Linked DNA regions of Mus musculus: all the other regions are linked to region 4. Evidence: chromatin loops called from intact Hi-C (ENCODE). Cell type or tissue: left cerebral cortex. All regions are shown on one strand. Region 1 has its middle 96 kb from the start of Gm30107. Region 2 has its middle 11 kb from the start of Gm30052. Region 3 holds the start of Gm30107 (a long non-coding RNA gene). Region 4 holds the start of Wwox (WW domain-containing oxidoreductase). Region 5 overlaps Vat1l (vesicle amine transport protein 1 like).

The links. Hi-C counts contacts between places; a loop is a spot of excess contacts. Peaks named below come from ENCODE experiments on the same cell type or tissue, not always from the same donor. Only the 100,000 strongest peaks of a DNase experiment are listed, where the experiment ranks them.
Region 1: a loop joins it to region 4, with 8 times the contacts of the local background. A loop is called at or near these places in 5 of 42 quality-filtered maps.
Region 2: it touches region 4 in a loop (14-fold over the local background); 21 of 42 quality-filtered maps call a loop at or near these places.
Region 3: it touches region 4 in a loop (6-fold over the local background); 38 of 42 quality-filtered maps call a loop at or near these places.
Region 5: a loop joins it to region 4, with 5 times the contacts of the local background. A loop is called at or near these places in 6 of 42 quality-filtered maps.

What each region holds. Positions count from the first base shown.
Region 1 is chr8:113,982,466-113,987,465 of GRCm38, forward strand. No RefSeq gene overlaps it. Among named protein-coding and RNA genes, the nearest start is that of Gm30107, 96 kb to the right of the region's middle. In left cerebral cortex, a CTCF peak has its summit at 2,594 (motif pointing left); a DNase peak (open chromatin) is centred at 2,592.
Region 2 is chr8:113,662,725-113,667,724 of GRCm38, forward strand. No RefSeq gene overlaps it. Among named protein-coding and RNA genes, the nearest start is that of Gm30052, 11 kb to the right of the region's middle. In left cerebral cortex, a CTCF peak has its summit at 2,010 (motif pointing right); a DNase peak (open chromatin) is centred at 2,037.
Region 3 is chr8:114,079,157-114,084,156 of GRCm38, forward strand. It overlaps Gm30107 (a long non-coding RNA gene), which reads right to left and starts at 1,984. Exons shown (of 4, transcript XR_879214.1): 1 at 1,687-1,984. In left cerebral cortex, a CTCF peak has its summit at 2,073 (motif pointing right); a DNase peak (open chromatin) is centred at 2,065.
Region 4 is chr8:114,435,304-114,440,303 of GRCm38, forward strand. It overlaps Wwox (WW domain-containing oxidoreductase), which reads left to right and starts at 4,349. Exons shown (of 9, transcript NM_019573.3): 1 at 4,349-4,575. The coding sequence starts at 4,469. Gm30330 (a long non-coding RNA gene) reads right to left here and starts at 506. Exons shown (of 3, transcript XR_388053.2): 1 at 443-506. In left cerebral cortex, CTCF peaks have their summits at 3,102 (motif pointing left), 4,746 (motif pointing right) and 4,950; DNase peaks (open chromatin) are centred at 3,145, 3,521 and 4,258; H3K4me3 peaks cover 924 bases; H3K27ac peaks cover 403 bases.
Region 5 is chr8:114,367,316-114,372,315 of GRCm38, forward strand. Vat1l (vesicle amine transport protein 1 like) reads left to right here. Exons shown (of 9, transcript NM_173016.3): 8 at 2,537-2,620; 9 at 4,332-5,000. The coding sequence ends at 4,430. Among named protein-coding and RNA genes, the nearest start is that of 4933408N05Rik, 18 kb to the left of the region's middle. In left cerebral cortex, CTCF peaks have their summits at 1,906 (motif pointing left) and 2,463 (motif pointing left); DNase peaks (open chromatin) are centred at 1,921 and 2,460; H3K4me3 peaks cover 532 bases.

The DNA of each region.
Region 1 (5,000 bases), 450 kb before region 4:
AACTCCAGGATGGTGAGAAACCTTCTCACACAAAAGGTGGAGTCCTCTGCTCACCACAGGTATACTACATTACACCCGCGGGATGCGCATGCGCAGCCCCTCCCCCGAGGCAGCAGGAATCCAGTCGATCACATCAAACTCTACAGCTCAGGTGCCATCCCACAGCAGGATCTGAATGGCATTGGCTCAGGATGGGCACTGCCCTAAACCTCAGTGAGTTTTGCCACTACTGGTGCCCGACCTCCCATCTCCTGTCTTCTGGGTGTGATGTGATGGCTTTTGCACAGAGGGGTGTGATGGCCAACTGATCTACTAACTCCGGATCACAGTAGAGACCAGACTGGAAGTCAGACAGCCAAAGAGTAGGAACCTCAGCCGACCAAACAAAACACTGGCAGTCAGACCGACTGGAGGTGTGAACTACCGACTTGCTGCAAAGTACTACAAATTATAGGCCTTTGTAAGGGTTTGAAAGCATCAAATTGAAGACTGCCAAGAGTCCACAGAGTGAAGAGGACATGTCAGTGCCCCACCCACGTGCCCTAGGGTATCTTTGTACCTCGAGTCAGTGGGTTTTCCCATCCGATGGGAGTATTCTCAGAATCTGCTCTTGGGTTAATGAAGTTGGTTGTGCTCACAGGCACAGATAAGAAGCCACAAGTTCTGGTGTAAGCGAGTCTCCCATCCCTACTCTTAACAAAGGGAGACAGGTGCGATCCTGGGAAATCCCCATCGCCCTTGCCCCAGATTTTAGGACACAGCTTACTTTCCAAAGTTGTCCCGATGGGATCCGGTGGAAGCTCCCCTGTCGGACTTTGCCTGAACTTGCTTTCTTCTTTGGCATAGTCCCCTGCCCTGCCTTGCCCTGCCCTGCCAAACTACTCTCTTCCTGCTTCCCACGAGTGGCCTCCTCTTGACGGTCACCCCTCACGGTTTCTCAACTCAGATGCCAGTCTCTCCTATAGCTGTAGTGGCGGGTTATATATGCCGATATAACTGAATGGAGCAGTGCCCAGACAGCCGTGAAGCATTACCCAATGTCTATAGGCATGTTTTCTGGGGAGGTTGGGGTTGGCAGAATGGATAAAGAGCGGGGTAGTGGTGGCGCACACCTTTAATCCCAGCACTTGGGAGGCAAGGGGCAGGAGGATTTCTGAGTTCGAGGCCAGCCTGGTCTACAGAGTGAGTTCCAGAACAGCCAGGGCTATACAGAGAATCCCTGTCTGGAAAACAAACAAACAAACAAAAAAACCCTGCCTCATAAGTGAAATAGTCTTCACCTAATCATTGCAGGCTCCACAACGGACAAAAGAGTGGAAGAAAGAAGAAATCACTCGGCCTGGACTCAGGCCTCCATTTACCTTCTAACTTTGGACAGCCACGGTGTTCTTGCCAAAGGACTTTGAACTTGACTAGAACTAACATCATTGGATTTCCTGGCCTAAATTTGGGTTTGAACCATACCCCTCACTTTCCTGGGTCTCTATCTTGCAGATAACAGATTCTAGAACAAACCAGCCTCCATATCACATGAGCTCACCACCGCCCCAGGCTATACTCTTTGTACCAACCAGTTCTGTTTGGTGGACTCCTGACACAGTAGATCTGGGTGTGAGATAAATAATTCAAAGAATGGCTACCGGAACATAAAGGAACAAAAGTGACTGGAATATGCTAGACACACTCAGGACTCTGCCCTCCATGAGCTGTTAGGCAAATGCACTGTAAATCATATCCCAGATAACATTTACTTGTTGCTTTGTAATATGCATATGCACAATCTATAAACATATGTAGATAGACTGCTAGATGCATTCACCAGCAGGCATTAATGCTTGCATGCTGATACTATAGACAAACCATTGCAGAAAACATAAAGGACATATCTTTGGATGCCATGTCTTACCGAGAGGTTTGTAGGAACACAGGGAGATCCTGTTGGTATCTCCCTGATAGGGCCAAGAGATGACTTTTTCCCCCAAAGCAGAGTCTTTGCTTATTACCAACCTTTGCAGGGACATAGTGTACGTCAAAATACCCAGCAGCCTTTGTCGCTGGCTCTACCTTCTGAGCACTTTGTGAAGCAAATACACAGCGAGACATAATAAAGTCTCTAAAGACGGGAGGACCAACAAAGCATGGGTGTGGGCCTGCTTCTATGTTTTACCAGCCCCTTGGTTCCAGATATTAAAACCAGATATGGCTAGTTTCCTGTTCTGTAAAATGACAGCTTGAAGGACTCCTCTAGAGTCAATGGGAAGAATCCTATACTCAAAGTGCCTAACTCAATGCCTATTACAAATAAGGACTCCATGAAACTCATTTTTCTCTCTAGCCTTTATTTATTTTTTAAAGAGTCAGAGCTAAGAGATTGAAAACAGCCCAGCCTGATTGACAGAACTTTTGAAGTCAAGCCTTTGTAAGTTTCTTGAGGGCAGAGGCTGGATCATTTGCCTCCTCGGTACCGTGTCAAGCCTGCTGGAGTTGCCCAATAAACACAATAAACATTTCCAAAAAAAAAAAAAAGATGCTGAATAAGCCGACGGTTGCTGCTTCAGTTACCGTGGGGAGGCTGCCACCTGGTGGACACGGAACAAAACAGCACACCTCTGGAACCTGGATTCTCCCCCAGAGGGTTGGAATAAATGGCAAGACTTACCTGGCGACTGACTGTTCCCAGCAGTCTGCGCTAGTCATGGGAGTTTTCAAAGCAGCAGAAAGAAAAACACCGGAAGAAACACAGTGGATTTCTTCGGGCTATTTCTTAGGGCCATCACCCTGGACTGTGTAGATTGGAGAAGTGAGCAGAACTTGGGTGCATTTCTTTGCGTTTTTTAAGACTGTGGCTACAATGGAACCATCTGCTTCAGCTTCCTTGACTTGCCTTGACTTCACTTGAGGGACTTCACCTTGAACTGTGAACTGATTTAAGCCCTTTCTCCGCTGAGTAGCTTTTGTATCTCCGCAATAGGAAAAGAAATTAAGCCAATGCCCCAGTGTAAACTGGAAACTGGGTACTTGTCACTCGGAGCAACATCATCACAAAACAGCAAAAGCGTTGTTTATGCCTGCATGCTGAACCATGCTCCCTCGCTTGGATCAGCAACCCCCTTCTGCCAATAGGCTGTTTTCTCAAGGACTCCGTGGAAGTCCCAGGTCAATGAAGCACTTATTGAGTAACGACCGCAATTTCCTGAGCAGAGTTTTTGAGCAAAAGCAATCACGTGAGGGAAGTCCTACCCATTTCCATCAATTCATGTCTGCCTCTGCCTCCTGAGAGCGCTCAATCGGTGATTGCCATCATCTCCTCTCAGAGAAGCTCGCAAACCCTTCAGCTAATTTGCCCAGGAAGAAAGAGGAGCCTGAAGGACTCCGTGGGACTTGACACAGGCTGACCTCTGCCTTTGCCCTTTCTGGCAGTAATTTCCTGCATCACATGGGGGACGTGAAAATAATATTTCTGTTGGTATCAGACGTCTCCCCATTAGTGCTGGACAAAAGTCAACCAAGGTGGGGTGAAGAATACCGAATCAGAATAATCTCTGACCCTCTTCCTCAAATAGATGCCACACCAGGGTCTCCCCGCTTATTAGCATCCTAAATATCTTTCCTTCTTCCTAAAGACACCCGCACCCCTCCCCCCTGCGCTCTACTCATTTCCTGCCTGTCACCCTGGAAAGTTGGCATCGGTTTTACAACTGAGAGGTTTCCGTTGAAACCTGCCTGGCCTCTCCTCGGTTGCCCACACACAGAATCTGAGATGTTGATACTGAATAAGGACCAGGTGGAGTGTGGGAACTAAATATCACAGCTTCCTAAGGGAAGAAAGCCCTTTGGTATGGATTTTCCAGACAGAGGCAGAATAACAACTTCAGGCTTATGTCAACCTCGGCTAAGTGACATGCCTTCATGTACCCATTTTCCTAAATGGTATAATAGGTGTGGTATTCCACTATGACAGAGCTCCACAAGAACATGTTAACCATCCCCCTCGGGCCCTTTTGAAAGTTCTTTTTTTTTTTTTAAATGAACTTGGAAACGACCTATGGGAAGTGCCTAAGTGTCATGCCTAACACTTAGGGGGCATTCAACAAAATGATGTTAGGTTCCAAAATGCAAACATTAAATTTATTTAGTATGGGCAGCTTGGACTATACTTTTAGGGGCAAATCCCCAGTGTGTGTTTGGGCTTTGTGGAGCCTAATGCTCAGTTTGAAACTGTATCCTCAGGGCCTCCTCAAGGGACAGATATATATTCTAAAGTTGTATTGGGCATCGGTATCTTGTGCTCACCAAAGAGCATGCCATGCTGCCCATTTGCCTTCTAAATATTTATATGTGTACACAGAAAAATGGTGGGCTGCTCTCAGCCTCCGACAGGGAAGGCTTTTGCTGCAGTACAAGCCATCTGTAACCTCATATTTTCCCACCCATCCATTCTGTTTCCAGAAACAATGACTCTGAAACTTCTTATGTATGCATACATGCTTAAGCCAATAGCTTTGGAGTGTGTGTGTGTGTGTGTGTGTGTGTGTGTGTGTGTGTGTGTGTTTTCTCTCTCTGTGTGTGTGCATGTGGCACAGAAGCCAGAATAAAACATTGGGTCACTTGGAGCTGGTTACTAATGTTTGTAGCATATCTGGCTTGTTATATGTTACTGGGACCCAAACTCTGGTTCTCATGACTGTAAAGCAAAGGCTATTAACCGCTGAACCATCTCTCTAGCCCCCTACAAAAGTTTAGAGACAAGGGGCTGGAAAGATGGCTCCGTGGTTATGGACACTGACTCCTCTTCCAGTCACCCCAGAGTTCAGTTTCCATCAACCGCATAGTGACTCACAACCATCTGTAATGGGATCAGATGTCCTCTTCTGGTGTGTCTGAAAATAGTGACAGTGTACTCACATACATTAAATACATACATACATACATACATACATACATACATACATAAAAGTTTACAGACAATGGTTTGCTAAGTAACCGAGGCTGACCTTGAA
Region 2 (5,000 bases), 770 kb before region 4:
CTTAGCTGGGTGGGTGGGTGGATGGGTGGGTGAGTTAGGCAGGATCTTGCCTGGCATGAGTGCGGGGCAGGAGAGAGTTTTTAGGGAGTGGGTAGGGGTTTTGGGGGTGAGTGTACATTGCTGGTGTCAAGATCCTGGGAATGCTTCCTTTGCATGAAGAGGAATTCCAGGAGCTTTCGGGCCATGTCCTTATAGGGAGAGAGGAAGTCTAACCTGTAATCTGCACACCCGGCTACATGACTGCCTCAGGGGTGGCAGAGTTGGCAGCCATAAGGCTATGGTGTACCAGGACACGCAGGCCCGGAGCAGGGTAGAAGCAGTCCTAGTCCTGCTGGTCTCAGGATGAGACTTTTGGCCTTTGGATGACTTTACATATCCCCAGCTAGCCTGGCATGTGTTATTTAGTGCAAGCTGGCCTTGAATTTATAGTAATCCCCCTATTTCAGCCTCTTGAAGTGCTAAGGTATTAGGTGTACCCCTTAATACCTGGCCTCTTACGATTTTTTTAAATCAACACATAAAACTTATACAAATGATGGCATGGCATGGCATGGCACGTGGTGTTTGGATACCTGTATACGCTCTTATGATGTTTAAATTTTGACAAGTGTATCTATCTGTGTCCCCAGTCAGTTCTTCACAGAGAGAAAAAAAAAAAAATCCAAACCCTTTCAGTTTAGCAAACGGCCCTACCAGATTGGCCTGTGGTCATGCCTGTGGAGCAATCTTATGATTAATGACTGCTATGGGAGAGTCCAGTTCACTGTGGGCAGTGCCACACCTGGGCAGGTGGCCTTGAGATGTATAAGAAGCCAAACTAAGCAAGCTCTAAAAAGCAAGCCAGTAAGCAGCGTTCCCCCACAGTTTCTGCATCAGCTTCCCGCCCCCCAGTTCTAGCCTTGAGTTCTTGCCATGATTTCTCTCAGGAACAGAGTTATGGCCTGGGTATTGTAAGACAAAGTAAACTCCCTCCTCCACAAGTTGCTTTTGGTCATGGTGGTTTATCCTGCCAATAGAAATGCTAACTACCGTTATATACTCTAGCATGCATGTCCAATTGCTTTTGCTTTCTCCATTTAAAAATTTTAATTAAAGTATAATTATATTATTTCCTCTCTCTTCTTCTCCCTCATTCCCTGCCATATTTGTCTCCTCTACTTCCTCCCAAATCATGGCCTCTTTTTCAACTGCTGTTACATACATGTGAATATATATATGTGTGTGTGTGTATGTGTGTGTATATGTGTGTGTGTGTATATACACACATATATATGCGTGTGTATATATGTGTATATATATATATATATATATATATATATATATATATATATTTGCTCTAATGTGTAGTAGATAACATGTAAGAAAATAGTTTTTGGTTAAAATTCCCTCTTATCCTTTCTACAGTGACAACATCATTCATAACACTGAGCCTTCATAACTTCCTATATGCCTCAGAAAGGTGTTTCAAAGAACTATGAACAGAAAAGTTACCCGGTATACAGGTGGCAATGTTCTTTGACTTTTCCTGGGGGCACATAGACAAACATCTCCTCATTCGGGATAGAACGATGTCAGTAGACGAGACTACACCCAAGCCCACTGGAGTAAAGTAGTGCATTTACTAGGTTCACTTAGCAAGCAGGGGGCGGGGGGGGCCTTAAGGCAGCTGCATCATTGAAAAGCCTGCCCTAGCATGGGTGAAAGATGCTCCCCAGAGCTGTACAGCTTTAAGACAGCTCTCAAGTGGAGTCTCCTCTCCCCTGCAGTTGTTACTGCTGCTATAACCATGAGAAGGACTTGTGACTGGTTTTCTGAGGAAAGAGCTGCTCCCTTGCTGGAAGGAAACTCTGTGGCCATTAGAAGCTCACCTTCCAGACTGGTTTGGAGATATGGGTCACATAGACCCATCCCTGGAGGTTTCCAGTCTGCAACATCAAACACCCTGGATGTTCCTAAGGGTAACTGTACCCAGCAGATGGCAGCTTCTGTCCAGAGATGCACCAACTCCCTCTAAATAACACAGGATGGCACGCACTATGCTGAGAGAACAGCAGAGGGCACCAAGACTCCACTGTTGGGTGTAGAAGAGCTGTTTTAGCAGGTCTTGTGTTATCCTTGTGTTTGTGGCTTTCAACAGCAGAGTTACTATTCCACATGTGCGTGCTAAAAGTTGCCAAGGGGTGGGGGTTGGGGGTGGGGCAGCAGAGAGACAGACACAGAGACAGGGAGAGAGACAGAGACACCATACATCGAAAGCTTTTGCATTAAATACTTGTTTCTATCTAAAATTCGTTTCATTTTTAATTGTGTGCCTAGGTCTACGCTTGGGTACGTGCACATAAGTACAGGTGTTTGTGGAGGACAGAAGAGAACATTAGACACCTAGAAGTGGAGGTATAGACATTTACAAACTTCCTGCTATGGCTGCTGGGAACCAAACTTGGGCCTTCTGCAGGAACAGTACACACCCTTAGTGAGCAACTCAGCTCCCCAAGCTGTGAGCACTGAGGGTAAAAGTTGAGCCAGCGTTGTCTCCATAGGAACCAAGAAACAATGAACTAGGACCAATCCCATGCGGCCTTCCTCTGTTCCTGCTACCATGGCTACTGATATTGCATCAAATGAGCTTGCATTGATCCAAGTTGATGTAGGTATATCAATTGAGACCATCAGGAATATATCTTCAGCTCCTCACACTTTGATAAGTTGAGTTTTGATGTTATCTCTTAGGCACGTTTGTTTGTTGTTTGGTTGGTTGGTTTGTTTTAAATAAAACTATACACAGAACAGAACAGAAGATTCAGTCTTCGAGCTGAGCTGGGGGCTTGGTGTGTTTGCATAGCAGGTGTGAGTCCCTGGGTTGGATCCCCAGCATCATAAAACATCAAAAAAAAATCTAATCTCCCATTTGCCTGGTACCCAAGCCCATATTTGTTCTATAACTCTAGCTTCCCTTACAACATGAGAGAATGTTCAGTTATCTGAAAGGAATTTAGTGTCGCTTGTAATGTGTTTTTCTTTTCTAAAAACCTTTCCCAAGTGCTGAACAAAAATTTTTATACTAAAGGCAAGTTCTAGTAAAGTCGAATGAAATGTGGAATTCCGGCTAGATGAAATTCTCAGGAGCCTTGCATAGCACAGTTTAAAAAGAAAACAATGTATAAAAGGCTCAGTTATTTACATTTTAAAGCACAGAGAAATAAATTGGCTGTGGTTGTTGCTTACAGTGTTAACACATCCTCAGGTTGAGGTGAGATGGCAGTGGATGTAAGTCTCTTCTTCATGCAGGCTGTTGCTGGCGACAAGGCCCGTGTAAATTGGCAAAATGAAGCTACTTAGTAAGTCAGTGTGAGTTCCACATGGCCTTAATCAAGGCGTCGGGTTCTAAGCTGCCGATGCGATCTGCTCCGCAGTGGTCAGACCACTGTTAGTGCTAAGCTTCAGTTGCAGTCTTTTGGAAATTTGTTTTGGCAATGGGAAATGTGTCAGAAGAGCAGCAGGCTGAGGCTCTGGGGCCTCCTGAGCTGGTGGAACATAAGACTGCAGCTGTTCTCAACACTGTAGGCAGCGGAGGGGTGATTGCTGGGGGGGGGGGGGGATGGCACCTTGCACCCCCTACTCCAATACGCAGGGGAAGGTTTGATCCGATACAGACCTATGTACACAGAGGCAGAGCAGATCCAATATGTCAACGGTTCTCAACGTGGTAGATCATGACCCCCAAGGTGTGTGTGTGGGGGTCACACATCAGATACCCTGCATATCAGATATCATCATTACGATTTGTAACAGTAGCAAGATTACAGTTATAAATTAGCAATGGGATCGTTTTAGAGTTGTGTGGGGGGGAGTCATCACAGCGTGGGGATGCAGCGTTAGGGAGATTGAGGACCACTCACTGCCTTACATCCATAGTAGGAGCCCATCATCAAACTGGTGTCCTGACAAGAGGATTGGGGGAGCCTTGGCGGGCTGATAGCCAGCACAGCTAACAGGGAATCTTTCACCATTGGCCTGCGCTGAGCTGCATTCTGGGAACACAGTAATGGTCATGATGGACACCGGCCCCCGCTTTACCACACATTTGGTCTGGTGAGGAGAGCTGACAGTATGGCCTCCGGGTGGGAGACACATGGCATGTTACAGAGGAATGGGAACAAAACAGGGAGGGGGGCCGTGAGAAAGCGCTTTCACAGGGATGAGGGGTGGGGGTGAGGAGTGTGTGTGTGGGGAGCTGAGAATGGTGGAGGAGGGGGCAAGGGGTTGGGAGGGGGAGGGAGCCAGAGACGATTCCCAGAGGAACGGTGTCCAATTTGAGGCCTGAATGGTGTTAAGAAGGGAAAATTCCTCAGACCAATTAAATTTAGTGGAGTTTATTTGAACAAAACAAAACAAGAGTAATGGACGAACTATGCGGCTCCTGGAACTAAAAGACAGCATTGCAAATTCCCACCAAAGCACGGCCTGAGCCCCGAACTGGGAACAGCTTAATTAAGTAAGTGGTTTCAGAGCAGCCTGCAATTAACCAAAGCTCAGCTACTGTCATTAAAGTGTGCATTGCTTTGGTCTGGTGAAGACGGCAGAGGAGCCTTGTCCACTCCAATGGCTGCCTGCAAACTCTAACAGTCGTCAGTGGGAATTAGTAGGACGAGGAGCACAGGGGTGAAAGGATTTTCTCATGGGAACCGTTTGCCATCTCAAGCACAAAAGTACCCGAGAATGGCCATATATCTGTAAACTTTACCGCACGCCCAGGAAATCTGTGGCTTACCTAACAAGAGGTCAGAGTTGCTGTGGGGAGCCATGATGGTATTAGCTCAAGATTCCCAGCCTGGAATGGGCTCAGCCAGGTGTCTCTCCTCTTGAGCTGTCTACTGTCACCTATAAAGTGGTTCTTCTGTGTGTGGGTGGTCCAGGTGGCCTCTGGTTTCTGGTAGCTAGGGCAGGAATCCTTTGGTACTTCAGCCTTAAAATGGGGTAGACAGAACTTCTTTATACTG
Region 3 (5,000 bases), 360 kb before region 4:
GAGCATGTTCTGCTAAAGCAAACACATGACAGGACATGTGATGAAGGATTCTTGGCTAAGGACATGCATGTTTTGGTCTGCCTTACATTGCGTAGTTGAACTGCATTTGTCAGGACTCCACAGAGAGAACCACACCAAAAACCTTCTGGTGATGTACTGCAGTTTCTTGCAGACTCAGGCTGATTGGATGCATGTGCTGAGACAAGAGCCCTGCTGAGGCAAGACCCATGGAGGACACGTGATGTTTGGAGGGTATAAAGAGGACTCCATGGAGTGACTTGAGACAGAGCATGGCTTGCTGGTACAGCTAGCTGTGCAATGCTTGTGGGTCTCACATCTTTATTGATCTTTGCTTCCCTGAGAAAGGCACAGCTGAGAACTTCTCCTGGTGTCCCTCCTGCTGATTCAAGCCAAGGCCGAGACCTGGCTATGTCACTGCTGTTGCTAACCTGACTCTACTAAAGTGTTTTCGAGAGATTACTGCTGCTGCTAACCTGTGAAATGAACAGCCCATTTCCAGACAACAATGATGGGGGTTGCTCCAAAGAACCTTTCTAAACAGGTTCGCTCCCCCCCCCCACCAAGTTCACTCCCCCATCCTTTCTTTTCTATTATCTGGGCGGGGGAGGGGGCGCTACAAGTCAGGTTAAAGTGTTTAAGAACCACCATTAAAAATGAGGCATTTGAAAAAAAATTAAAGTTACAGTCCAGAATTCAAAACCCAACCGTGGTTATGCAGGAAGACCTTGTCTCCAAAACTGCATTGAAAATGTATGCGAATATTTGTTTTTCAGGAACTTTCATAGGACATTCGTCATCACAAGGTACAATGTGGAACCATGTAATGTCCTGCTGTAGGGAGCTATTTAACCCCATGGTCAGTCAGTCCATGTGGATAATGTCCAGCCTACAGGCATTCCTCTATGCTAGGTATGGTGTGCAACAATCATCCTGGCACCTAGGAGGAAGAGACAGGAAGCTCATCTTGACTATGTAGCAAATCAGAGGCCAACATGGGCTACATGAGACTATCTCAACACACACACACACACACACACTCCAAGAGAATATTCATAAGCATAAAGGACCTTTCAAATGTAAACGTGTATATGACTCAGAGATGGTCAGCAGAGCTTTAATAAATTATAAATTTATTACATTATTGATCATCTTGTGTATACAAGGAAATATGACTTAATACCAGGATGAAACAGTTAATAAAGCCAACACATCAGACATTGCCCTGTTATTGTGGATCGCTGGAGTCTGACAAGGGTCACTAAGAGTCAATAAGCAAGACCAATGTCATAACACATTGGCTCCACTCTGAACTGCCCCCTCCTTGACATGATAATGACATCCCACGGCTGAGACCCAGCCCATCTTCACCACATGTCTCTTAAAGCGAATGCATTTGCAACTCTTTCATTTACTTTTAATATGTGCTCAGTTAGGCCTTTTTGATCCATTTTGCCCATGGGTTAGTGTGTCAAGATGGTTCAGAAGGTATGGGCACTTGCCCTGCTAGCCTGACAATTCCCAGTTCTGGCCCTGGAACCCTCAAAGGTAAAAGGAGAAAACTGGCTCCTAAACATTGTCCACTGAGCTCCGCATGCATGGTGCAGCACACACACACACACACACACACACACACACACACACCAATTCAATAAAACAAATGCTCACCAGCTTCCAAGTCAGGAAAACCAGGATTCTCCTAAAACACCGTTTTTTATTCTCGGGAATTGCCATGCAGGAGAGTGATAATTAATCCGGAGGATGAATTGGTAGCTTTTCCAAAATTGCTGAAATCTTGGAGATTGTTAGGAACACAAACACCCTTTCTAATGGATCCCTGCTTTTTAAAATAAAACTATCTTCTTACACCAGTACTAGATTTTCAGGAAACTCCCTCCTGCATACTACCAAGGCACCCAGCATTATGGTCTCCTCACAGCATCTTCCAGCATCTTACTCTCAGCATGATGTTGGCCTCGGTTTTCTGGTTGTTTGGGGGCAGCTGGGTGGGGGTGGTTTTCTTCCTGGCTGTAGTATGTGTTACAACCAGCAGAGGGCAGGATTACACAACACACCCAAGCTCCTCTGTTCTGGGTCTAAACAAGGAAATGGATGAGGGTTAGCGACAGGGGCATAGAACAAATTATTGTCAATGCTCTCAGAGATGACAGCACGAGAAATATTTAGAGATGACAGTCACTGTGCCTGGCCCAGTCATTGGACTATTAACCTAGCGATGTCAGCTTCCCACAGCTATAAAATATTATGCAAGTGACCCCCAAACTTAATTTGCCATCTAAAGGTCTATAGTATTCATGGCTTACCCTTATCCCACTGTCCTGAAGCTTTGAACTTACTAAAATGTAACTCAGATGACGTGCCTCCTGGGTTAAAATCGGAGGGCGATTAGCATGGGAGATTATTCACACCTCGGTGGCTCCATTATCTCCTTCCAATCAAAGGTAATAGTCTCTTCCCCAGTGTGAGAGTCAGAGGTTGTGTGGGCTGTGGGAGTCAAGACGATGGGAGGGGCATCTTTTCCAGTGATGCATTAGGCACGTGCAAGGCACAAATGCAGCCCTCCCACCACCTCAATAAAACAAATAATATTAATGCTCATTTTCCAGGCAAGGACACAAAGCCACAGAGTGATGCAGAGTGATGAAATAAATTACCTAGGTGTTAGCATTTCGTCTAGTCTCCTCCCAACAGTTACCTAGCAACAGCCAGGTACCAGCCTGGTTTGCTATAGATTTGGCCTTTCCTTCCCCCTCTCCCTCTCCCCCTCCCTCTCTCCCTTCCTCCCTTCCTCCCTCTCCGCCCTCCTCCCCTTTTCTCTCTCCGCATGTTCCTGGCCTCTTCTTTCTCTCTCCTTTCTCTGTCTCTGTCTCTGTCTCTCTCTGTCCCCTCTCTTTCTCTGCCTCTATTCCCTTTTCAATCCCACTACTCATACCCCAAAATAAACTTCATTTACACTAGCCCTGTCATATGGTTGGTCCTTCAGGGGAGGATGTCTCAGTGTGGGCCTGCTAAGGCAGCCCCTCCTGCTACATCATGCCACTGCATTACAAACATTTCACCAGGGATGTGGTGATAGAAAACCACAGCTCTGACCCGGAACTCCAGAAGATAGGCTTCAGCCGCTGTCCATCATTGTTTCCAGGGGCTTCCACACAGGTAAACATGCTGTCCACCACCAACTATTGGCCCTTATTCAAATGAGGACCACTTTCTACCCTTGGTCACTCATGCCTTCTTAATAGAGGCCCACCAACATCCTCAAGGCAGAAGCATGGGAAAGCTGAAGTTCTCAGAGCTCCCAGGTAAAGTTTTGATAGGAAGGCTCCATGCGAAGCAGGATTCAACTGCTCGTCAATCAGGCATGAACTCCGGCTACAAACAGGAGTTCCAAAAAGGCTTATACCTGCCATTTCGGAACTCCAGAGGCTGAGGCATGAAATCAGTCATGTATTTAAAATCAGCCTGGGCTACACTGCAAGTTCCAAACTAGTTCTGGCTACACAGTGAAAGCCAAAAGCCCCTTCCTGAGCTAGAGCCTACGGTATTTTATAATTCTGCTTTCCTTTATTTATTTTTTTCAACACTGACTCCATTCTGTGTTCATAGTGGGCTTAATACTTTCAACAGGGAAGCCATATTACTGGGTTCCATCAGAGATCTGCTGCCTCCATGACACTCACTGTCTCTGTACCTTGCTTCTCTCGTCTGTACAATGAAGCACCATTTGGCTTGATGGATAGAGGTATTTTTTTTTTTTTGTAGAACAATGATCATATGCCTGGTACTGTTCTTTGTGCTACAAACACAGATCACAACTGCCCTTCCCCAAAGAGCTCACCTGCTAGCACATTCTAACAAAATGCACCCCACAAATCCAACAGGCGATATCATGGGAGTCATAGCTAATCTCATTCACAGCCAGTGATTTGGGGAACTGAGCTTGGGCTAGGCTCTATCTATAAGTAGTATTTCTAAAAGAAAGAAAAAGAAAAGGAAAGAAAAATATCAATATAATCCTCTGACGTATTTCCAGAATGTGCTAATATTACTAATAGAAAACTGAGAGTTAAGAGGATCCAGTCAGGGACTGGATGGATGAATCCAGGATTAGGAACACTCACTGCTCCTGCAGAGGATCCAGACTGGGCACCTAACATTCACACAGCAGCTCACACTGCCTATAACTTCAGTTTCAGGGGATCTGACGCCCTCTTCTGGCCACTATGGGCACCTGTACATACCTGGCACATATAAACTCATGTAGGCACATAGCTATATAAATGAATGAGTGAGTGAATGAATGAGTCAATGAATGAATAATAAATAAATAAATAGATTTTGAAAGATTTCATTACCAAAAGGTGAAAGGTTAGAGGATCAGAACAGGCTTATCATGTTTCTATTTTCTGTGAAAGCTCAGATCAAGGAGCCCAGATGAGAGTTTAAGCTAGAAATTACAAGTAATTCCTATCTGTATTCAAACCCTCTTCTGTGTTCTGTATGCGTTATTTGTGTTTTGTGTGTCCGTGTCTCTGTGTGTGTGCGTGTGTGTGTGTGTGTGTATCTTTGTGTGTATCTCTGTGTATCTGTGTCTTTCTGCCTCTGTTTGCCTGTCTGTCTCTCTATCTCTGTCTCTGTGTGTGTGTCTATGTTTGTGTGTGTGTGTATGTGTATCTCTGTGTGTTTATCTTTGTATCTATATCTTTATGTTTCTATGTCTGTCTGCCTACCTGTCTGTACCTGTCTCTGTTTCTCTGTGTCTTTCTCTCTCTGTCTCTCTCTCTATCTCTCTGTCTCTATCTCTGATTGGGGTGTGTGTGTGTGTGTGTGTGTGTGTGTGTGTGTGCCGTGCCGTGCCGTGCTTCTAAGATTGGGGTTTTCTCACTGAACTTGGAGTGCACAGATTCAGTTAAACTGGCTATCCAGCCAACCACAAGGATCCTCCTGCCCCTGCTCCCCCA
Region 4 (5,000 bases):
TTGTGAGCCATGCTGGGAATTGAACTCAGGACCTCTGGAAGAGCAGTCAGCGCTCTTAACCGCTGAGCCATCTCTCCAGCCCTCGTATGTTTCCTCTTTACATTCTCTGTGTAGTAAACTCTCGTTAAATTCTAAATGTTGAAACACTGGTTTATTTTACTGATTGAACTCTGACCGAAACAACACTGCTTGCGGAAGGCAGCAATATTAATCTATTATTTTAACGATTTCTTTTATATTTACTTATGTGTGACTGTGTGTGTGTACATGCGAGGGCAGGTGCCTGTAGAGGCTGAAAGAGGATATCAGAGCCCCTGGAACTGGATTACAGTGATTGTATTCTCTAGGTAAGTGCTCTTGTCTAGAGGGCTGTTTCTCCAGCTCCCCAGATAGGTTGTTTCAGAGAGACCAAGAAGTTTGGAGCTTGATGTCTGTCACTCACCTTATTCATGTCATTGATCAGATGCCAGTGATAAACTACAGGAAACTCTAATGCTGAAACTCTCTCTTGCCTTGGAACCTTTATGCTGTAACCATGGTAACTATTTTCAGTTGCAGACTGGTTGAACCAGTCCCATGGTAGCCCAGGTTATACTTGGGCTTATATGGTGAGGAATGGGCTTTCCCATCTGATCCTCTGTCCCTTTCCTCCAGAGTTCTGGGATCACAGGTCTTAGCCGTCACACCTTGCATTGGTGTTATCTGATAAAATATAACAGCCTCTCCTTTCTGAGAATCCAGTTAGCAGGAGGCAGCCTTCTGAGATTGAGGACAACCTAAGACCAAGTCAAACCCTTCCTATCCAGTGGACTGTTAAAAAAACGGTCTCACGGCGAAATCCACATAGCTTCTGGTTTTTGTCTCCTGGTTTTTCTGTAAGGAATAAGACTGCCACAGGTGGTGGGGAGAGCAACTAGGTTCTTTCTCTTCCTGGTTTTCATAAACGCAAACAAGGACATCTCCCATTGTGTATCCCTGCTTCCTGATTTCTTTTGGAATGCAAGAGAACCAAGGCATTGGGTTATCCTTTCTAACCACTGTGAGACAGGACCTCACAATGTCACCCTGGCTATCCTCAAACTTACAGAGAGCATCCTTTGTTTGTTTGTCTTGGTTTTGCCTTTGGTCCTCAGAAAGCCCTCCCCACTCTCCATTGTGTGTTTCAGTTCGGACACATACATGCTTATTTCTGAGGCAGGAAAATAGGAAACTGGCGTCTGGAGATCAACTTAAGAAAGAGAACCTGGGGCTGGGCACGGTGGCACACACCTTTAATCCCAGCTCTTGGGAGGCAGAGGCAGGTGAATTTCTGAGTTCGAGGCCAGCCTGGTCTACAGAGTGAGAGCCAGGACTACAAAGAGAAACTCTGTCTCGAAAAAACCCCCCCCCCCCCCAAAAAAAAACCAAAAACCAAAAACCAAACCAAAACAAAAAAAACCCAAAACAACAACAAAAAACAAAACAAAACAAAAAAAAACCCAAAACAACAACAAAAATAAAACAAAACAAAAAATCCCAAGATAAAAAGAGCCTGGGAGGAAAGATTGGAAGCCCTTAAGTTACCTGAGCTTCTTTCAACCAAAAGAGCAAGCCCAGAAAATCCCTGAGCTTGGGAGAAGTGGGTACTTTGTTAGTAGACCATGAAAATTTACTTCAGCCCATTAGGATTAGGGTTAGGGTTAGGGTTAGGGTTAGGGTTAGGGTTAGGGTTAGGGTTAGGGTTAGGGTTTATTTCAGCGTGTGGCTCAGCTCTCATTCCTTTATTGCTCTTTTGGAGGCAGACCGCAGGTTGAAGCCTGGCACATCTCCAGGCACCTCTTTATCTTGCTCTTAATAAATCACCATTCCTGAAGATTTTCATGTGTCTTTATACAGTTCACTAGAAAGAGGTGCAAGGACCCAGAAACTCCAGCATCTGTTTGCCAGACTCAACTCTGCACCTGTGACAAACCCAAGTGAGGTCACACTGACAGGGAGTTTCCCCCTCAGAATCCTTTTGTTGCAGCAGCAATAAATAAATTAACTAATTAAAATATAAAAATAAATGTAACTGTCGTGTGTTTATAAAAAGATAAAGAGAGGAGGAATATGTTTTGGTGGATTTGTAGTCAGGTATGTGGGAATGGGGTGCCTCTATAGGCCCATGCTGAGGCATCCCTTCCCCCTGAGGGACCAGCCAGCCAGTATAGTATAGAGCTTACTCAGAGAGGGGAGTTGAGAGTGTAGTGGGGGGGAAGAGAGAGAGAGAGAGAGAGAGAGAGAGAGAGAGAGAGAGAGAGAGAGAGAGAAGAAGAAGGAGGAGGAGGAGGAGGAGGAGGAGGAGGAGGAGGAGGAGGAGGAGGAGGAGGAGGAGGAGGAGGGAAGTAGAGGCCGCCAAGAGCACGGATGGGGTGGGTGGGGGGAAGGGACGAGGGGACAGAGTGGGAGCAAGAAGGCAAGAGAGAGGAGGGAGCAAGCAGTCTCTTTAAAGTAATTCAAGCACACCTGGCTGTTACAGGGTAACTGTGGGGCGGAGCTTAGACACACACACACACACACACACACACACACACACACACACACACACAAATGCTAACGGGATAATAACAGTCGCTGAAGTCGCTAACCTTCTGTTTTAAGTCTCCCATATGCTGACCTCACTGGCAAGAGCCGCCACTCTAAGCTTCGATATTCTTTCAGAACATTGTCAGAAGAGTCAGGAAGCTTCCCAGATCCCTTTTGTAGGTAAAGTTTGGCATCAAAGCAGCAAACTTGATTTAGCAAGGACTCATGATTTAAGTTAAATCAGGTCTGCAGGGTATTGGGGGTGGGTAGGTGTTGAAATAAATAACCAACTTCCTGGTATTGATACATTAGAGAAGTTGGGTTCTAGGAATAGCCTACTAAAATCCGTGTCCCTTGCACACATTTCGTTTCTTTTGAGTGGTGTCAAATTTTACTCAGCAAAAGTGAGTGCATCTTGTTGTTGCAAATTTCTACTAGAGAAGAAAGTAAACAATCGATTAAAAACAAACAAACAAACAAACAAACAAACAAAAAACAGGTTCAAAGGTTCCTTGCTGGGAACCAAGGCTTTGAACTGCAGGCTGATAGCGCCACCTGGCGTGCAGCTTCGGAAGCACAAGCTTGGATAGTTAAAAAATCCTCATTTCATAACTACTGTGGCGCAGATGTTTTTACAGAAACAAGATGGTCATAAAATCTCCTTAGGGTATGACTTTGTGGGTGTTGGCTTTGTCTCACACGTATTCAAGCTCCTGAAAAATCTTCTTTGCCTGGGTTTACATGCAGATAGATCCTTGTTAGATCAAAGTCAAAGCTAAACTTCCAGGAGCCAGAAATGATAAACAAATAGGGGAAGGGACTAAGTGCTGTTGTGAAGGTAGGCTTCACATTGTGGGTCTAGGATATTTATAACCAGGATTTTTTTTTCAGGTGCTTTAAAAGTCTGCTTTGCAAGTTTGTAATCAGGTGCCGCCTATGAACAAGAGAACCAAGTTATGGTTGGAAGACCATTCTCTCTTAATAGAGAATCTGGAGGCATGAGAATTTGCATGTTCTCGATTTTTGGCTCCCTTTATAGCATAGGCTGGCCTCGAACTTGTGAACTTGTGATCGTTTTGACTTACCCTCCCAAATTCTGGAGTCACTTAGTTCTCCAAGTGTAGGTTTTTTTTTTTTAAATGGCATATTTACATAAACAACACAGATTGTGAATGGAAAAATACCTGGATAGTATCAAGTCAGGACATTTACTCTCGCAGGTGTGTCCAACCTGAGGCTCGTGGCAACACGTGGCCCGGGATACTAATAAATGCTGCCCAACACAAAAATCCTAAACTTTAAGCATTGTGAGATTTTTCTTTTCTTTTTCCTATTTGGATATTCGATTGAGGGCTTCTCTAGTGTAAATTTTGGAAATGACCATGTCACAGTATCATGTCGTAGTGTCAAAAGGTTGTACACCTGCAGGGCATGGGACGAAACTGGAGCTCAGAATAATCTCATCAGAACCTTTCCCCCCTCCCCGCCCCCCCTTTATAGTCCAGTTGAGCTTGGACTACATTTCCCAGGATACTTCACTGCTGGGACTCATTCAGGATTGGGTAAAACAATAAGGAAGTGCCTTCGGGTCGCCCAGCAACGTGCAGAGTCCTGCATGATGACTGGGTAAGCACGCCCCTTCCAGGAGGCTGAGGAAGCTTATTCCAGTTTCTGAGCCGTTCCTGCTTTTCCTTCCACCCCCCACGGCCGTTCCATCTCTTCCGCGTTCCCTCCCGTGCTCTTCTCAGGCTCCGCCCCCTTTCCCGCCAGTAGCTGCAAAACCCGGAAACTGGATTACAGCCGCGGACCGGCTGGGCGAGCAGTGCGCAGGCGCGAGCGGTCTGGTCCCCTCCCGGACGCGCGCGGCGCGGTTGAAGCCAGAGTGAGTTGCTGAGGAGAGCAGGCGGCTACTTCTGTCTCCAGCATGGCAGCTCTGCGCTATGCGGGCCTGGACGACACGGACAGTGAGGATGAGCTGCCTCCGGGCTGGGAGGAGAGAACCACCAAGGACGGCTGGGTGTACTACGCCAAGTAAGCGGCCTTGGAGCGGCGTTCCTGGGAGCCGTGTCCTGCGAGGCCTGGACCCTGCGCTGCCCTGCCAGGCGGGCATGCGCATCCGAAATGCCAGCCACCTGTCCCAGGCTGTCCCCCGTTATTAGGGGATCTGGGTCAAGGTCCCGTCACCTGGCCACCCGCCGCACGCCCCCTGCCGCTCACTAGGTGGCACTGCACCGTGCGGTGGTGGCGCCTAGGTCTTACTCCTCTAAAGAGGAAATAGAGAAAACTTCAAAGCCAAGCTCCTGCCATGGGGACCTGATCTGGAGGCCCAGCAATCTGTATTTTTAAGCAGATGTCCTGGATGGCTCGCAGTGGTTTCCCAGGGAAGTCTTGGAAACCTCCACAGAGCCTTTCCCTGTTGCTAACCGTGACCTTGGGCCACTGAAAGCAAGCCCCTG
Region 5 (5,000 bases), 68 kb before region 4:
CAGTCAAGATGTCAGCTGAAATATGATCTCATTTCAAGGTTTAACTGGACAAGTATTTACTACTTCTAAGTTCTTTGGGGGTTGTTGGCAAGATTCAGTTCCTCAGAAGGGCTGAGGGTCTTAGTTGCTTACTGGCTATTGGATGGAATTCGTCTTAGGTCTCGGTCATGTAGGGATTCCACAGGGCAGCCTCCCATTAACACAGTATGCCTCTCTAGAGTCATTGCCTTGTGGATGCTGTGGCCATTTGCTAACTTCATCTTGAAAAGAGGAGACCATCCCTTCTGCTGTGCTCTGCAGGGAAGGCAGCAGGTCCCTTAGCTCCAGCCTACACTCAAGGAGAAAAGAACCCAAGGATATGAATCCCACAAGGGGCAGAGAGCTGTGCTAGCAACCATCTGCCATGACCTAGAGCTTTTCAGTAAGCACAGTGAGCCTGCCTCATCTACAGACTCTACATCAGCAGTTTCAGCAAACGTCGATGAGGAAATACGGGGGGCGGGGGGGGGGATTACATGACCATGAAGACTTTTAAAAAGATTGATTGATTGGTTGATTGATTGATTGCACACTGTAGCTGTCTTCAGACCCACCAAAAGAGAGCATCAGTTCTCATTATGGATGGTTGTGAGCCACCATGTGGTTGCTGGGATTTGAACTCATGACCTTAAGAAGAGCAGTCAGTGCTCTTCACCACTGAGCCATCTCTCCAGGCCCTGAATGTGAAGACTTTGATTTGCTTTCGTGATTTGCTAGACAGTCGAAGAGCACAGTATCATGTGGTACTTGGTGGAACAAATAATCTAGGAAAAAAAAAAGTCTATGGGGAAATGTGTGTAGGTTCTATGTAGGTTCTATGTTGGAGTCCGTGGAGAGCTTCAGAATCAGCCTCCACAGATGGTCAGGGGTGACCAATGGTACCAGGTTTTATGACCAAGTGTGAAAATACTTCAGAAGTCATCATGTAAATGGAAGGACTCAACTGGTTTGTTTATCGGGGTCAATAATAATAATAATAATTCACAATTACCTGACATTCTCAGTCTAAAAAACAGGTTGTTCCTCATCGCATAGAGACCAAAAAAACTGCATTGGAAAGACCCATGGAATTTATATTAAGTGTTGATTTGACAGCACATGACTGCATAATATTATTTGGATGGTAGAGTCAAAATGCCCTCCTTTTCTCCGCCTGACTTTCAAGGCACACCTGCAAGCCTTCCTTCCCAGCTGTTTTACAATACCTACATTTTTATAGAGATGTAAATAAAAGTACTTCTTTCGGTTTTCTCATTTAGCAAGATTACAAAAGCATTCGATCCTGCCGTGTCTACTTTATAATTAGTGGCATATATCTTTCTTTTCCTTAACAGCTCTGCAACATCCCCACTTGGTAGATGAATGTAAAAAGCCATTGTTTATTTACCCATCCCTTTACTTCGACACATAAGCTGTTTCAGTGTTTTGCCACTAAAAGCAACGAAGTCATTATCTTTTATGTTTTTCTCCCATAAATGGAATTGTGTCTCTAAAGTCCCAGAAAAGCAATTTGAACACAAACATTTTAATGGTTCTGTGAGTTTGGATTCAAATGAATAGCAAGAAGCCTTTGATTTTCAAATAAGCAAACATTTCTCCATCAGCCACAGGCTGAGTTCCCTATGCGCAGTTAACGATGTCTGACTTTTTTTTTTTTAATGTCAGAGCATCTAACCTTGAAGCTGAAGGAACAAGAGTATTAAAATTGTGAGACTTTACAAAAATATTTAGACTCAACCTATTTTAAGTTTTTATAAATTGACTTTTGTGAGGCAAGAGATGTTGCATCCCGTTTAGATTTCACTTGAGACATACATGGAGGGCAGGCAAGGTTCAGTGTCTTCTCTATTAATCCCCACAGCGCCCCCTGCAGTTCATGTTCTGCACAGCAGCAAAAAGAAAGGCTCAGAACAAATGGACTTTCCTTTCGCAGGTGATCACTGTCCCCCATCCTTGTCCCCATCCGGTCCCGCAGTGACATTCGTGAGTCTGATAAGCGCCTGGACGTGGGAAAGGAAACCATAGGTCCTTGTTTCTAGGGAAGATGCTCCTCTAACGAGAGTGCCGCTAGGTAGAAGCAGTTTTACCCCAGCAACTAGAAAGCTAAGGGATTTCGCAAATGCGGGTTTTGCCCTGGTAACTAGCTTATTTAGCCAAAAATTATGAAGCAGAGTTACGTAACACTTAAGTAGGCAGGTCTCAAACCCTCACAAATACTCTCATTGTTTAACATTCTGCCAGACCATTCTGACTTATAAAATATATATTTATCCTTTCGTTGTGAAAACTACAACCCTTATTTTTCAGACCCAGAAGACTTACAGGACAGGTCAGCATGTGTGACTGACAGGAGTCGATTGAATAGATTTGCGCCACAAAAAGTTGCTGGCTGAACCACTATTTGAGCTGTAGCGCCCTCTGGTGGAAGGCGGGTGGATTGCCTTCTTCGGGCACATTTTCCTGATTTCACTCATGTCTCTCATGTCTTGTGCCCCAGGTAAAAGAGGCCATGCAGCGCATCCACGACCGAGGGAACATCGGGAAGTTAATTCTGGATGTGGAAAAGACGCCGACCCCGCTGGTAAGTGGAACGTAGAGGGAACTACCCAGCTCAACACCAAAGACAAACCGATGGATCGTCAGAAGTAGTCAGAGCTGGTGTCCGAGGAAATACAGGCAGTTTGCAAGCTCTCCCATGATGCCAGAATGAGGGATTAGCCACGGACTAATGAAAGTGGAGATGGAAAAATTAAAGTGTTTGAGAAAGACAGGAAAATTGCTGAGTGGGGACAGACAGAAAATGGATAGGAAAAAACCAAACATTTACAACTGTTATGTCTAGGCACCAATGCAAAGGCTTCCTAGCTAATCTTAATGCACATACATGGACCCAACAGATTGGTGCTCACTACCTTCAGGATTCTTCTGGTATTCCTCTTGAATTCACTTGCTTTCGTCGGGAGAAAATCCTAATATCCAAGCAACCCACAAGAATACAGCACATAAGATTTACCTGGTCCCAAACTAGCATCTTTGGGGGACAGATGGCATAGGATGTAGCCTTGAACCTCTGAGTGCTTGCATTCAAAGCTGGGTTCTCAGTCCCATTTGCAACCTGGGAAAGTTTAGCCCACCACCTTTGGTCCTATTTATAAGCAAGAGACTGACAGGTTCCTCTCAGTCAGTTAGAAAGGCAGGTGCTGAGTATGGCCCACCCCTCTAAGTTCTAGGTAGGCCAAACAAAGAAAGTATGGAGGTTTGTGCAGCAGTATCTGCCACTTTCAAGAAATAGAAGTGAAATAAGTAAAATGATCTATGGTTCTCAGCCCAAGTGTATGTTTTCAGAAACAGATTCTTGTCTTCTATAGCTTAGGTGTACCGCAATTTCACTCCACACAAGAGAGTTAAAGGAAGGGTCATTTGTGCCACTTACATTGCTGATAACAACATGAATATAGTTTTTAAAAATATGACATCACAGGACTATTGAAGTAGGGAATGATATTGTGGAATTAGGAAGGAAGAGCTAGGGTCCAAGGACTCCCACGCAAATACACTGTGGTCTACGTAAATATGTCTCTTTCAGTACCGTGCATAGAAGGTTCTAGAGCTGCCCTGGCCAACTATTGCATTTAAACAAACTATCTGGCACTGGCTTTCCATGCAAAGGCAATGCCTGTCTCCACGAACCCATGATGTTCTGATGGTCCTTGGTCTAGGGTTAGGTTTACTTGACCAAGGGTCAGAACCCGTCACATGAAAACCAAAAGATGCTCCCATTTGGGCCAACAAGAGCTCAGCTCTACCCCTGTTGAGTTATAGTTCCTGTTTTCTGAGAATGTTCTTACCCTGACACCCAAAGGAAGAAAGAGACAGTGAAGCATGGGTATTTGAAGCGTCAGTGGTAGGGAAGATGTCTCATCCCTTCTAGATGGAAAGCTAGAATTGAAGGGATGACAACATGAAGTCAAGCTGAATCCAGAACATCGTGAGAATCAGGATGGACCCAAGGAGGTTATCTCCAGAGCTATGAAGTGATGTTAAAGGCGGCAGCAGAGCCTTAGCAGGTACTAGTAAAGGGTATAGAAGGGGTCCTCAGAGAGACTTCTTCCTATAGAATATAGAAATGACCAGTCTGAAAGAAGTCCGTCCCATGATGCTTCAGTCCATCCCATGATGCTTCAGTCCATCCCATGATGCTTCAGTCCATCTCAGTGATGCTTCATCCAATGCTCAGAGATGGTGAGGGAGTGGGATACATGACCTTTATCATGACCTCTGTTGAATTGCAGATGGCCAATGACAGCACAGAGACCAGCGAGGCAGGGGAGGAAGAAGAGGACCATGAAGGGGACAGCGAGAACAAAGAGAGGATGCCCTTCATCCAGTAAGCCAGACCTCGCATCGGTGAAAGTGGAGGATGGCTGGGAAGAAGATGGCCGCCAGGAGAACTCTTCTGTGCCCCAGTGAACCAATGCTGTAGTCCAGTGTGTGTCGTGTTTGTCTGCAGTCAGCCAAGCTAAGAAGCTGTTGATCACTGTTGTGTTTGGAATTAAGTGCCAATCCCATTCCATGCAGTATTGTGTCCCTTCCTGGTCTGTGTATCACGCTCTCCCCTCTCCCTTAAAGCAAACCCATCCTTCTTTGGGTCCTTCTTGACGGTTCTAGAATAGCCTTGCAAACTAATACTGGCCCACAGGGCCCAAGGTCAGAAACCAGGCCACGCTTGATTGAAAGGTGTTGTCACGGAGCTCTGTTCAGATCCCCACTCTTCTTCGGGCCAATGACACTCTTTGCCTGCCAACAATCAGCCATGCCTCTAAGCATGGCACTTACCAGTTTGGCTAGTGACAGGAGAGTAGGCCAGAAGTATTCACGACCCTATACATACAGATTTCTCCAAGCAGTTACTTTGTCACTTTCCCTCTTAAGTGCTACGTCCCTGCGTGTGTCTCTGCACC